Linked DNA regions of Homo sapiens: region 2 is linked to region 1. A link is a contact called in ENCODE Hi-C or POLR2A ChIA-PET data. All regions are on one chromosome and are shown on one strand. Each heading gives the region's core, a stretch centred on a gene start or an enhancer-like site at or near the end of the contact. The rest is flanking DNA. Distances are from core to core; before and after follow the strand shown.

What was found. A loop is a pair of places that touch in the nucleus more often than their neighbours do. ChIA-PET counts read pairs that join two places held with the same protein, here RNA polymerase II (POLR2A). Pooled maps may share reads with other maps.
Region 2: a loop to region 1 is called in a pooled map, with 3 times the contacts of the local background. The contact joins the promoter of ABCC9 here to the promoter of LDHB in region 1. A Hi-C loop is called at or near these places in 1 of 37 single-sample maps with no recorded cell type and 4 of 50 pooled maps. POLR2A ChIA-PET finds 5 or more read pairs at or near these places in 2 of 52 experiments (OCI-LY7 and WTC11).

The regions. Positions count from the first base shown.
Region 1 is chr12:21,652,807-21,660,585 of GRCh38, forward strand. LDHB (lactate dehydrogenase B) reads right to left here and starts at 5,036. Exons shown (of 8, transcript NM_002300.8): 1 at 4,945-5,036; 2 at 1,737-1,871. The coding sequence starts at 1,865. RefSeq lists enhancers at 4,588-4,677, 4,708-4,957, 4,935-5,463, 5,338-5,517.
Region 2 is chr12:21,936,680-21,944,458 of GRCh38, forward strand. ABCC9 (ATP binding cassette subfamily C member 9) reads right to left here and starts at 4,747. Exons shown (of 40, transcript NM_020297.4): 1 at 4,521-4,747; 2 at 4,031-4,146; 3 at 1-15. RefSeq lists an enhancer at 4,180-5,157.

The DNA of each region.
Region 1 (7,779 bases), core at 3,786-6,285:
TTGAAACTAGCTAGAAGCAAATGCAAAAGGATAAAATGTTCATGGGTGTGCACTACGTTTTTTAGTTTATTTTTTTGATAACTGTTTCTTAGTAAAGACTCAGTTTGCTGCTTTAGAATTTAAATTTTGAAAAAAGACATGGCTTGGTTAGGGGTTATTCAGGCAGCCTTTACATATGATACAAAGGGACAGTGTGTTCTCCTGAAGGCAAGGCAGCATTTTTGTTGTTGTTTCTACATTTAAGGCAGCCATCAGAAGAAATAAGGAATCCATTCAGTGAAATAAATAAGAAAAGGGCTTCTTTCCTCAAGTCTTCGAGAACTAAAGAAAGCTTAACTGTGGTTTGAACTACAAAGGATACATATGAGGTAAGGCAAAAAGCCTATGGAGGTATGTAAGAAAAATTGAAGTGGAAGGTGATAATAGAATGGTATTAGTGTTAAATCTCCTGATGTTGATAATTGCACTGATGATCTCAGAATATGTCCTATTCTTAGGAAACGTACTCTAAAACAGGGGTCCCCAACACCCAGGTCACGAGCCAGTACTGAATCTAGAGAATCTAGCCAATGCCTGATGATCTGAACTGGAACAATTTCATCCCAAAACTATCCCCTCACACATCTGTGGAAAAATTGTCTCCCACAAAACTGGTTCCCTAGTGCCAGAAAGGTTGGGGACTGCTGCTCTAAAGGACATGTAAGTAAAGGGCATAATATCTGCAATTTATTCTCAAATGGTTCCAGCCATCTATAGATAGATATAGACAAATACGTCATGGACATCTATGTATTTCTATAGATCTCTGTATCTATAAATCTACCTATGAACATACACATATATATATATACACATATATGTATGTATATATGGTGAGAGAGTATAAATAACAACATGTTAAGAATTGGTAAATGTAGGTGAATTATTTATGAAAGTTTTATTTTCTTGCCATTCTTAAAAATTTTCTGTAAATCTGAAATCATTTCAAAATAAAACCATTAGGTAAAAGTTTCAGGGGCATAACAGAATATTCCCACAACCTCACAAAGCCATGCATGGCACAGATTACTTATTAATTAAAAGAGGGAAAGGGATCTTTGCAGTGGAGAAGGCTTGCTGTGACCACTTGAACCAGGGGATTAAGTTCAGCAGTAATGAGACAAGTTGAACATCATGTGTCTCCTGATGGTCTGCACAAAGAAGGACATGACATCACCTAGTTCCAATCCCACCCAAAAAATTCAACCCGAGCTGAATTACAAGAAAACATCAGACAGACAAATTGAGGGACATTCTGCAGAACTCACCTGGATGCTAGAAAAATGTCAATGACACAAGAAACAAAGAAAGGTTGAGTAACAGTTCCAGCTTAAAGAATGAAGAGACGTAAGTATATGAGACACATGATCTTGGACTGAGGTGAAAATAGCTATAAACGGCATGATTTTGACAACATGGAGAATTTTAAATGTTAATAGTGTATACTGGATGATAGTATTGCATCAGTGTTAAATTCTCTAAGTGTAGTAACTATTTATGGTCACATAGGGAGAATATAATTCTTTTAGGAGATACATGCTTAAATATTTGAAAGTGAAGTGGGATTACATCTACAACTTCAAATTGCTCAGGAAAAAAAGAAATCTTTTAAAGATATAATAAAATTCCAAGGTGCCCAAAGAAACTGTGTATACATGCTGAACTTCTCTATCATCTATGGTGTTCTTGAAATGTACCTTTCCCAGAATGCTGATAGCACACGCCATACCAACTTGTCCAACACCCACTACAGTGATCTTATTGTTTGGAACTGTTGCCTCTTCTTCCGCAACTGGTGCAATGAGTTTTTCCTTAAGAGTTGCCATTTTGCACTGCAAGGAAAGAATCAAAACATTACACGTATATCTGCATATGAAATCCAAATAGAAATCATCCTTAAAATGTTACTGTTGCAATTTCGAACTGAAGTACAACTTAAAATGAGCCTAATGATATTCTAGAAAGCAGAATATATTTTAAAGAACCATGAGACCCGGCTGGGCATGGTGGCTCATGCCTGTAATCCCAACACTTTGGGAGGCAGAGGCTGGTGGATCACGAGGTCAAGAGATTGAGACCATCCTGGCCAACATGGTGAAACCCCGTCTCTACTAAAAAAAAGAAAATTAGCTGGGCATGGTGGTGCAAGCCTGTAGTCCTAACTACTCAGGAGGCTAAGGAAGGAGAATCACTTGAACCCAGGAAGTGGAGGTTGCAGTGAGCTTAGATCTCACCACTGCACCCCAGCCTGGCAACAGAGCGATTCCGTCTCAAAAGGAAAAAAAGAAAAAAAAGAACCATGAGACCCATTTAATGGAAGAATTCATTAAGGTAAAAACTTTCATGAAGCCCATTAGAATTGGATTTCTTCCTTCAGCCTATGATTCCATGTGAGTATTTAGTAGGTTGTTAATATTTCTGGCTAAAAACCTGTGAACATTTGTTTAAATTAGCTAATTTGTTTGTTTCCTCTATTAAGAATGTATATGTAACTATGTAAACTAAGTTTGGGTCTAGTATTGACTCATACTTAAGCTTGGATAAAAAGAATAAATGGCCAATTATGAACATAATTTCTACTACTAATGGTTATCATTCTTGGAAGATAGGGACTGATTCTTCTACTCTGTCTCACATAAAATGTGTTACAGTGTACTGGACATAGAATGCATACTTAATACATAGTGACAATATAATGGCAATGAATAATTTTTATTCAAAGTCTGCAAAAATATCAACCTGAATTCCTTTTAGGGCACCTAAGAAGCTTCTTGGAAAGTAGATAGACACTTAATACATTGTCGTTTCAGGGGATCACATTAGGAGACTATCAGTCTCTGAAACAGTTTCTGTCTAACCATCCAAACTAAAGACCCCTAAAATGTAAAAAAAAAAACAAAACCGAAACCTGTTGGAAAATGAACGATCTGTACAGTAACACCAAATGTACTTGTGCCATCAGATAACCAGATGTGTTTTCTAGATAACTGAAAAAAAGAGCAAAACTTATCGAAATAAACATCAATTCCATGGCAATTTATAGTACACTAAATATATACCACCCTGTCTTCTTGAACAGAGAATACAGATGGCAAATAAGCCTTTTCTTCACAATTATTACTTATAATTGTAGTAGCCCATTGTAATGTCCATGATTTTCACTTGTTTTTTACTTTTTATGTCGCATCTGAGGTCACCATACCTGTCTCAAACTGTACCAGAGCTTCCCAGTCTAGTTTTTAATTCTAATCTGCAATGGACTAAGCAATAAGTCTAGTCTATTAACTGTATACGTAAAGTAAGAGTTAGCAGGACTCAAAGTTGGAATAAAGCATCTGAATTTGGAGACAACTGTGTAACAACTATTTTATCTTATAGTTTTTTTTCCAAAAAATATTTCCTCCCATCTGTAAGGATAAATTAAAAGGAGATTCTTTCGCCTTTACAGATCACATTTACAGTTTCCTAGTGGACGTTAAAGAGAGAAGATGCAATGTTGTGCAAGTGCCTCCACAAATAGATGACCTTAAAATGAAATAAATTCAGACATGGCCTGCATTTTAAACAGGCTCAGAAGAAAGAATGCTGCATCTCTTTTTGAAGGACGACACACATGAATAGTTGTTCTGCACTTAAGTTTATTGTTGTTAGATGGTCTGTTTACGACCGTTTTGGTATACAGGGGGCCCAGGAAGCAGTGGAAAATGAAAATGAAGAAACAGTGGCTATATAAATACAGATTCGTTGTTCTGATAGACCTTTTAATTTAGAAAACTTCAGGAAGTACAATTTAAAGGCTCGAACCAGATTTTCTTTCAGATATTTCTGGAGAAAGTGCTTTTCTTCAATTTTTCCTTAAAAAGAGTTTTAAGAAATGAGAAGAAAATGGTCTGCATGATATACAGGCCTGTGCCAACATCAGAGTGCAGGCTGTAAGGAACAAGAACGACAAACGGTAAAAATCTCTGAGTCTTGGTCCCTTATGTCTCCTCACTGCTGTGGATATAAATCATTAGAAATAAAGGAGCGCCTTAATTTCAGGAACAAAGATCTTCTTTGCAGAATCTTTCTCACCGTAATCTTTTAAAAATTCAGGTTTTGCTTTTGAATTCCTCCCCTCCCCCCATTCCCCAGGCCCTTACTGCAGCTTGTACTGCTCGCGGTGCGCACAAACCATCTTTTCCTCAGGGCACCGGCAGCAAAGAACAGCAGATCACGAGGGCATGCAGAAGCTAGAGATCTCCCCGAGTAAGGTCTGTGGGGACAAGTCTAGGACTTCCTTACTCGGAGCACCCAAGGCTGGTAAAGTAAACGAAGCCCCTAAGCATCCAGAAAAGAGGCCCTGCAGGAAAGAACTGGCGCATGGCTCCTGGAAAGACCGTCAGAGCCGGGTAAAAATAAGTGCAGCGCCAAACGTGCTGGTCATCTAGGTGCCTTTCTCCTCATCCCAGCGAGTGCAAGGGCATTTCTCTATTACCGTGGCAATATATTCAAATATTCGAGGTAAAGATCGTCCAGCCTTCATAGGCCACCTGGTTCCGTCCCCCTCCCCCAGCTACTCGGGCACGTGTCCCGACTCCCGCCAGCAGGCCGTGGGGGTGATGTGGCCGCCATGAACCCACCAAGGACAAGTAGGGCCTGGTTTTAGCTGCAAATGCAACAAGTCTCTCCGCTGAGCCGCAGCTGCTACCCTCTGCCTTCTGCTCCTCCGCCAGGGCACGGCCCCCCCTGCGCCCCAAACTGAGCGGCAAAGTCAGGGCCCGCGGCCGGATGCTCAGAGCTAAAGGCCGCGGAGGACAGATGTGCTTCTTCCTCCTTCCCGCGTCTCCCCATACAAGTACTACCCCGCACGTCCCATCAGGCTTGCCTGTGGGCCAGGATTCAGGGTCCTGAGCCGAAACCTACCAGGAGAGAGAAGGCTCTGGAGACCTCTGTAACAGTCGTGCGGAGAAGACAAAGTCAGCTGCGTGCGTCTCCTCCGGCGCCGGCTCTGCAAGGAGGGAGGAGGGGGCGGGGCCCCACAACCACCGCAGCCTCTTAGGTTTCTCCATTGTGATTGGAAATCCGAGTACCGCCTACCCCTCCCCTCGGCTCGCTCAATCCCCTTCAAGGACAAGGGCTCAAGTATGCACACTCCCTCCCCCACCCTCCAGATGAGGAGGTCTCCTTCCAGAGGCTTCCGCTCTCAGCTGGTCTCACATCTCGCAGGCTCTTCAATGCGGAGGCCAAGTTATTTATAAAACTTGCCCATCCCCGACTCTTCTGGACTTTAACGCTCTTGTTCTATTAGATTTAGTACAAATAGAAATAAATTTCTTTCCTTCTTTTTTTTATTTTGAGACGGAGTCTCACTCTGTCGCCCAGGCTGGAGTGCAGTGGCGCGATCTCGGCTCACTGCAAGCTCCGCCTCCCGGGCTCACGACATTCTCCTGCCTCAGCCTCCCGAGTAGCTGGGACTACAGGCGCCCGCCACCTCGCCCGGCTAATTTTTTGTATTTTTAGTAGAGAGGGGGGTTTCACCGTGTTAGCCAGGATGGTCTCGATCTCCTGACCTCGTGATCCGCCCGCCTCGGCCTCCCAAAGTGCTGGGATTACAGGCCTGAGCCACCGCGCCCGGCCAGAAATAAATTTCTATGTTGCATTTCAGTTAAACTTTAAAGGACTTAAAAAAATACATCTGAATTTAGATCATCTCCGTTTTAAAGTTCATTTGATGAAAATGACTATTTTTTTCAACCTGTTTCAACAAACACGCAATGATTGCTTACTCGTTGCCTGACAAGACCAATGAGGCTTTGTCCCTGCCATCTGAAGTTCCCCTACAATTCCACCTGGTCTCAAGGTCAGGCTTTGCCCTCTAGGGGAAATGTGGGACCACTAAGTGAGATGCACTTTCTTTTTTAGTCCCTAATCGACTCCAAAGCTGGATGTTGTCATTCATTCTGTCTTCAACACTCAGCCAGTGCTTGGTACCTAAATATAGCATTGATGAATAAATGAATGAATGATAAATTGGAGGAATTCTGAAGAGTCTGGCTTCAGTTCTGTTTTCTTATAATTAAAATGCTTTCAAATATAGCCATCTCACAAACTTCCTGTATGTGAAGTGTTTTTTTTTGTAAATGCATATTTCTTGTATATGACCACTAATTCTATAATTATTGCTTCAGTTTATTCTCAGTGCCAAGCATTGGTAAAAAACATAAATATAAGATTATGCCCTTTGAGGTGTTCCTAGTCCATTGGAGACAGACAAGTAGGCAACCTATTTCAATTACAATAAGTGGCAATAGAAATTTGGTTAAAGTACAATAAAAATTCAGAGTAAAGAATCACTAAGAGAAGGGTTTGTTGAGAAGAATTCATAAGCCTCAAACTCTCCTAGCATAAATCATTCAGCTAGTGGGGACTTTGACTGAAGATACAGTCCAATTACAAATTAAAATGTGATGGTGAGGAAAAGAGCTTGGAGGATAATCTCAAAAGTATTACATTAACCCTAAATCCAAGTTTGAAGCAAGAATAGCCAAGTCAGCCTAGCAAGTTATCTAGAAGGTACCCTAGATTTCTTTTTCACTTACTTTGCAAGTCAGATATTTAGACTTTACTTCTAAATATCTTTCCACTTATTCCTCTTCTTGCCATCCCCATTACTGTGTAACTTTGGAGATGAGGTAGGAAAAAATGAAAAGAGGTATCTATTTCCCTCCTCTACCCTCATTTCCATTCCTCGCCACAAGGTGTTCTAATCTGATTGAACAAAGTGAATGCTCTAGTATGTAACTCTAAATGCCAGGAGAGCATACTACCCCTCTCAAATAGTTGAGAATTGTATACCCTGGCAAGTTATCTTTTATGTGTAAAACACAATTTTATATATACAATGATCCAGAAAATATATGCCCCATACCATTCTATTTTGAAAAAAATCATTGGGAAACTATATGCCAACATATTGAAAAATAAGCAAAATTAGGAATCCAAGAAAGGGGGGAATTATGGCATAAAAATACAGGCAATGATGGCTAAACCAATTAATTTAGAGATAAGGACAAATAATTCCCAGAAACGTAGTTATAAAATTGAATGTTAATGTCCAAAATTGTCAAAACAATATTTGTCAAAAGGAGAATATTTTTCTTTCAAAAAATATTGAGGACTTCCTCTGTGACAGGCACTGTTTCAGTGATCAAGACAGATAAAATGCCTGCTCATGAGGAACATATATTCTGGTGGAGGATCATAGATAATAAACAAGTCAATGAATTTTAAAATGATTAGATAAAGGATGTAAACATAACAACATACAAGTTGCCCGTCTGGGCTTTTCCAGCCTGTGGGCTGTTGTCAACAATATTTATGATGTTGCAGAAGATGGAGTAATTCACTCCTATAGTAAATGACTCCATACTGCTGTGTTTTTTGACTTCTCATGCCTTAAAAAAAAAGTCTCCTGTTGTCAGATTGTGAACTGTTTTAAAACTGTATTCATAGAATTGGAGAACAAAATAGGAACTTTAAAATAATCTAATCCAAATGAATGCCTAGAGTTTGAGTGACTGGCCTCAAATTAGTCTGTGATTTAAGAATAGAACCAAAAATAATTTTGGTCTTGCAGCTATCTGTGTGCCTTTCTGTGGGATTCTTTGTAAATTCTATTTTGCTGTCTTTATTCTTCGGTAGCCACAAAACCAGATTAGCTAATGTTATTAGGACTGTAAGTTCTTTGAGGGTACTTTA
Region 2 (7,779 bases), core at 3,497-5,996, 280 kb after region 1:
CTTATATGGTTTACTCTAAAAGGGAGAGAAATGAGAAAGAAAAATCCTCTTATTAGTAAACTCTTGTTCATAAAATTATTAAAGCCTTGAATAGAGGGCTATATCATAAAATTAATCCCTTTTACTTTGATAGCTGAGGAAATAAGAAACTCTGTGCCAAAGCAACTTGAAGCTTTCTTATAAAATACGTCCTATGAGATCTTCTTTTCCATAGCTTTTACTTCCAGAGAAAAATGCTTTCATGTGGAAAATGTATTATAATTAATATCTACCTATAGTAGTACCTCAAATGAGTGTCTGACTAAAATGCTTTCAAAGAACAAAAATGGTCATATATTAAGAAAAAGGAGAAAAAAAATTGAACCAATGACTAAAAAGTCAAAATGGTATAATTTCAAATATTTTCCCATACTCACTGAAAATGTACTAATAAACAACAAAAGTTGTTCAGTAAACTGTGACAGAGTTTGCTGAAACATTTCACTAGTTGTGGGAAATACTAATATACAGAAACAAGTGTGCCTGCAGTAATGGCTAACAGTAATCAGTCTTTCCCTGAAGAATATTAAAAATCAAATGCTCAAGATGAATTAAACCTAACTCAAATGACAAGTCAACGAAACTACTCAGATTCCATAGTTAGAATATTCTCACAAGAAATACACTCTACGCAAGTTTGAAACGCAGGATGTCTTTTAACTGGAAATTGGTACTCCATGAGTAGAAGTAGATGAGTTTAGAGAGGAAACAGAGGACAAGGTCACACTGTGCTTTGTAAGTCATTGTCAGGATTGCGGCTTCTACTCTTAGTGAAGTGGGCCACTGGGGATTCCGGGGCAGAGGAGTGACGTGCTCTCACTTACATGTTAAATGGTTCTCTATTAATGCTGTGCCCAAACAGATGGGAGATGAGCAAAGGTCTGCTCCATGAAAATACTGCTGTGAAATTCCAGGAAAAGCTTTGACATTCTGAAAACTTATTTTATAATGCCTACTACTTATTTAAGTTCTGGGCACTTTGCATATCTTAAATCCTCAGAACAACCTTGTAATTCATCTTTTACAATGGAGGATACTGAGGTCCAGATAAGTTCAGTAACTTGCCAACCAGTAAAGCGGTCATGTCCACACCCAAATATCTGACTTATAAACTATTTCTTTCCACCGTATTACACAACCTCCAACCTGCTTTTTAAAGAAGCTATCGTATCTATTCTTTAAAACAAGTAGCAGTTTAAGATTTTAACCTCACTAGACCTAGTTTCTATATTTATGTCACAATGGATTCTGAGTTGCATTACAAAAGGCTGGCAAAAATTTTATTAACTAGCATAGTACCTTTTCTTTCTTTCCTTTCATTGATAATTGATTTAGCAATGGTCACAAACAATACTTTTCCTAGGAAAAAACAGTGTTATACAGAAAAGATTGTCAATGGTAGGTAAATTATTAGAGAAATCAAATTTCAAGCAAAGGTTTTATAAAGCATTATATGAATGCCTCAGCTAAAGAGTCTGTGTATTTACAATCTTAGATACTTATACAGAATGCCTCTCACATATTGTTCCTGATAAGCTCTTTTTATAATAAATAGTTGATATGCTCTCTAGTTGAGTCTTTCCCTCATCTTTTTTTAAAAAGTTGTATTTTTAAAACCTCAAGGTGAAGTTATACACTGGGTAAATTCTAACAAGCTATTAAGGTATTAATCTGGATAAAAGAATAAAAGGGACTTGAAGTTTTTAAAAAACAGCAAAATGGAAGTTATTAATTTATAGGTGTATGTTAGATGTATTTCTGGCAAAGACAGACAAAAACAAAACTAAAAACTAATAGCTAGTAATGAATTTTTTAGACTACTTCCTTTATTTAGTAGAAATGATAAAAAGAAAACTTAAAGCCCACTCTTAATTGAAAGACATATATAAACTTTCCTCGCACAAACTAGAAAATGATTTTTACTTTAGCAACTTTTATAATCTTATCCAAAATTATAATATTCCAGTTGGCCACATTTATAAACTAGTATCATTGAGGTAGATGCTAAAATATAACCTGCTGCTTTGCAAATTACACCCTTCATTAGCTATAAGCATTGCTTGCCTGGTGTTTAATCAATCCTGAAATCTACCAATTAAATCGCCTTTGGATAAATGTTGTGTGTAACTGGAAAAAAAATCTCAGAGAAGTACAATCACCTGAAAAATTTAAGAACATTTTCAGACATACACCAGATATCTGGAATTCTATGCCATTAACTAATGAACTGTAAAAACACTTATTGATGCTAACTACGTGCTAGTTACTAGGAATCCAATGGTGCACGTCAGAAACAGTTTCTGTGGTTTTATTTAGACTGTATGAATCAGATTACAGTAGTCTCAGTAGCTGTGGGTATATTGTAGGGGTATATGATCTAAAAGATAGGAAAATAAGAAATGATGCAATCAAACAAAAGTGTAAACTTCAAGTTGGTACAGTAAACGCTTTAGAACGATTTTTCTGTCTGCCATAAACTCTAACTTCACATTTCCGGCCGGCTCTGAACCTGTGCATTACCTTACCGCATGTCTCCTTTCACCTTTTCTTTTGACTCCTCATTTATCCTTTCCCTTTAACCCGTAGTCTCCTTATCCAACATCCAGAGTCCATGTGGCACTCTAACAGCCAGCCTCCATTACAACCCAACATGGACAAAAAGAGGGAGGCAGTAAACTTATTGCTGATATATTGATAATTATTGTGTTTATCAAAGGCATTTTATTCAATCCACGTTCCTAATCCTTAAATTTCCAATTGTCATTTAATGTTTCCCTCCCAGACACCAGGTTCAATTGGGAATGTTTGGGGAAGGGTATAAATCGCTGTTCTTGCTGGCTAAACTCTGTCACCTGACATCCTTCAGCTCCACCCCTTCTGGAGCTGTTTAGATTCAGCTAAGCACTGAGGGAGGCCCAAGCATCAAGGAGAGAGAGAGAAGGGAGAGCAGATGGGGAGATATAATGTTTCCCTTTCCACAAGCATAAGCCATCGAAATATGCTCAGTTGTTTATGAGAGGTGATAGAGTTGGAGAACTTGACTGAATAAACTTTAAAAACAAAGATCAAAGTGAAATTTTGCTTCTAACGTATGTCTATGGAGCAGAAAACATAAAATAGAAATACTCCTAATTATCTAACTTACGATTTCATGGCAAGAATCGCACCCTCAGTGTTTTTATTCCTCGAAATGCATTACATGAAATTCCACACATCTAGAACATATACATTTTGGATTTAGTTGGTGAATATAATACCTGACCTATCCAGTCTGTTGGTTCCTCTGCAAGACACGAGCAGTAGTTATCTGATTTAATTCTAAAAACACATTTAAGTGCTGAGGCATATAAGGTACACCATTTATTGTGGCCAGCCCTGTCCTTTGGAAATAGACTACAAGTAAAGCAAGTGAAAACTTGTCTTCCTTCCTGTTCACTTAGCAGAAAGCGTTAGTTCTGATCGAATAGCAATTGCAGAGAGTTTAAAATGCTGGAAACACCTGGAGAAAACATGCTAAATTTAAATAAAAGTTTTCATTCTTACATATAAAAGGATTCATTCTTTAATCGTTTAGAGATTAACCAAATTCTGTTATGAAAGAGAAGCAGGACATTTTAAAGAACTTAGGGCTTTATCATCATCTAGAGCATTTTCAGGATGGATGTCACTTGCAAAAACAAATGCTGTAATCACTTCTTTGAAGTTATTCAGTCCCTAGTTCATGAAATAAAAACTAGAAGATGTATAGCTAGTTAGCTAGCTACCATGGCTATAACTATGACAGATCCAAGTGGGAAAATCACTGGCAAAAATGACCACTGACTTCTGACTTAGTGCCTGATCTGAATCCACCCATTTACTCTTCAGTGGCTGTGAAGTACCATCCCACACCAAAAGAAATGTTGAAATTACTCAGTAGGTATTCCTTAGATACTGCAATGGGATTTTAAAAAAAATCCCAAACTGAACAAATAAAGCAAAAAATAAATACCTTGGGCAATAGCTTCACGCTGCTTCAAACCCCTGCCGGTGCACTTGAGCTACCTTCAAAACACCGACTTCCTACACTGTCTTAAGATGTAAATTTCAAACCCGGACGCAGAACTCCTAAAAAAAAGTAAAGAGTAACAAAAATTAAGCAGATAGAAAACTACTTCTTGAACATACAAGAATTGTCTACAAGAAAGGCGGTAATAATAACTCCTAATAATAATAACTCCTTTCACTGTTTCCAGTTGATTTGAGTAGGAGACGGCAGTTTTGAAGTAAAACTGGAAACCTGATCCCCACCCCTTCACTTCTCGAGCCGGGCCTCGTCCCTTAATTCTAGAAATAGCGATCGCGAAAGCTAAGTGCCGAGAAGTGCGAGAGAGTGCGAGGGCGTTTTTGGATAGCAGAAATGTTAGCTCAAAATCGACAACTTACAGTTATTCCTAAAAATGTTTAAATGGCATTCATGTAAAAGACACGGATTCACTTACTCCGATGACAGTTTTCCTCCCCTAGGCGAAGCACGCAGTGCGCCGGAACGGATTATTTTTAGGGTGGTGGGAGACCAGCTGCTGCCTCCTATCGAGTTTCTAAATTGCACAGACTGCTCTGGGCCGGGGCAGACACCGCGGCTGAGAAGCAGGAAACTGGGCAGAAGCCCCGCGCGCCGCGCCTGGGGCCGGAGACCTTCCCCATCCCTGCTCTGCTCAGCTTTGACTTGGGGCGGGCGCGACGCCGCGATTTTACAAACCCAAGTAATAGGCGTCCCCTTAAACTTCATTAGACACTGAAACTTGGAATATGATTCCATGATTCTCCGGAGTCGGGTTTTCAAACGTCAAAACACTCAAGGTATTCTTGTTTCTTTGTTTTGTTTTTCCATGCTCTGTAAGCACCCCTTTATTAGCCACGTAAGGAAGCGGATTTGGGGATTTCGCTGTTTCCCCCTGAACGGATCCGGGAAATGAAGGGCTCATTCTAGGTAGAGGCACCCACTGCTGGGTTATGAGTGCACGAATGTCTCACAGGAGCAAGGCTGGCTCAAGTCTAATTTTCCGCTTTTCCCCGGCGACCTAGAAAACTTGGTTTCTCTGGTGGACCAGCCGCCGCGCTATCGAAGGGCGACCCTTGCCCACCGTCCCCTAAAGTGAGACGCTGATTCCCATGGACTGCGTAAACAGTCACCCTCTTCTCCTGTTTCCAACCAGAGACATAATTAACTCTCGAGATAACGTGTTTATATTAAGATCACCCCACAACCACTCCCCCGCGAAACACAAGCCGTGAATTTTGTCCCCGACAACCCTCTTTAATTAACACCGGATTTTCTCAAGAGCCAGTTTTGAGTCAGCTTGAGATAAGCATTGTTTTCAGGAACTGTCGTATTTTAATAAAGGATGGTCAGCCGGGCGGACTTCTGCCCCTGAGGCTCCGCATGCCGTCCTCAAGGGGCGCCGCTGCAGGACTGCGGTCTGCTGGCGCTGGTCCCCAGATCTGAACCCTAAACACCGGTGGCCTCGTGGCCTGTGCGATGCAGGCCGACTCCAGCCCTGCCAGTCCCAGGGGATTTCTCCGCCGGCGCCCCACTCTTGGGAAGGTCGCTGCGCTTCCGGGTGAGTGCCTGACCTGCGTCAGCGGCTGGGACTTGAACCCGCGGCCGCTAGGAATCTGCGAGGCCATATGGGGCCGAAACCTGGGAGGGTCCGAAGACTCCGTTCCTGTGGCCTTTGAACGCTTGACAACTTTACCCTGGAGCTGTCTGCAGCGGCGCAGGGAAATAAGAGAGCGTTTCAACAGTGAGGATCCTGGTACTATGGATGCAGCCCAGGGTGGCCGGGTGAGCAAGCTGGACGCGAGGCCAGAGGCTCTCCAGGGCATCTATGGAGAGAGAACTGGAAATAGGGGGTGCCAATAATCCCAAGATGAAAACTCTTGAGTGTGACTACACAAAATGAAGTTTACTTGAGGATTATAAAAGAATATTACAATTCATTAAGGTCATTTACAATGTTTAAAAATCATGCTTATTGTAGAAACTTTGGAAGATGTGAAAGTGTACAGAGGAGATCAAGGAGCCCCCCGTAGATGCACCTGTGCACACACACCCATAAAACTACTGAAAACATTTTTTTTTATGTTTTAACAAACACAGGCGGTATGGTGCATTGATTAAGAGTGTGGACTAGGAAGGCAGCCTGCTCGATATCACATCCTGCTAGTTAGTTCAGAGACTGAACAAGTCACATAAACCCTCTGTGTATCAGCTTCCTCCTCTGTTTAATGGGACAATAAAGATAAATAATTTAAATAAATATAGAATAATTTTTAAAATAATTTAAATGGCTATATACTATTCCATTGAAAGGCTATACCATAAGATTCATTTTCCCGTTGTTTGACATGTATTTGCCCAATTTTACTAATATCTGTGATCATATGATGACCTTTTTTCATAAACTTTTTTTCTTTCTAACAAGTAATGTTTTAAGATAAATTATGTGAAAAATAATTACGGGATCAAAAGTGGTAGATATTTTTAAGGCTGTCAACATAGAATGCAAAATCACCCTTCTATGAAGTTCGTATTAAGTCCCCCAAATTGTATGAGATGAGCTATTACACTTATACTCAAACCAGCATTGGATATTGCTATTTTTTATTTTAAAAAAATATTTTAACTTGACAGATAATATTCAATTCTGTTATTCACATTCAACATTTCCCCACTATTGATTAATCTTTGTATCCCCTCTTTTGTGGCAGTTTGTTCACATACTTGTGTACCTCATGGGTCTTAATGAAGTTTACCATTTGTATAAATGTTTCATAAGAGTATACTAATCAAATGTTTAATAAGAGGATACTAATCCTGCTTCATATATGACACATTTTTCCCAATTTGTCATATTGTTAAAAAATGATAGTGCTGCTGCCTTTCAAAAAAGTAAGAAAAAAGTTTTCATGTGTTCTGTAAAGATTTATTAGAGCACACACTATGTGCTAGACATAGAAGCTAGTGATGAGTCAGATCTCTAGGGTCTATTGCACTTCATTGAACTTTCTCCTAAGGGAAATTTTACGTAGGCAAATTTGCTGCTTGTTGCCTTTGCAATGTATTAGAACACTTTAGTTAATAAATATTTACCTTCATTTATATTTGTTTAAAGGCTTTAGTAAAAATTTGATTTTGGAATTTATTTTGGCATACACTATGGGATGAAAATCTGCATTTATACTTTATTTGTTACACCAACACCATTTACTGAATAATCTTTTTCTTCTGCATTGTGGTGTAATACCACTTTTGTCATATACACATAATTAGTTCATAATAAGATCTGTTTCCGGGCTACCTATTCTGTTCAATTGATCTGTTTCAATTTTTTATTATATTGCTATGATTAGACTGATTTGATTATCAGAGATTAAATTATATTGTAACCCTGACAGTGCCAGTCCCCTTTTCACTCTTTTCAAAATTTTCAAAGCTCCTCTCTTTTGGGGATTTTATTGGAATTTCATTAAAACTAGGAAGTAATTTATAAAGAACATATTTTTAGTGCTTTGTCTCTTCACCCAGAAATGTAGTTTCCCATTTATTTGTCTTCCTTTTATCCCAGTATTAAATTTATACAGGTCTGTGCATATTTTGTAAAGATTGATCATACAAATTTCATATTTTTGTTTTAATATTTTGTACTGCTATTAAGGATGTACTATTTATTTTGTCCAAAAAAAGTATATTTATCT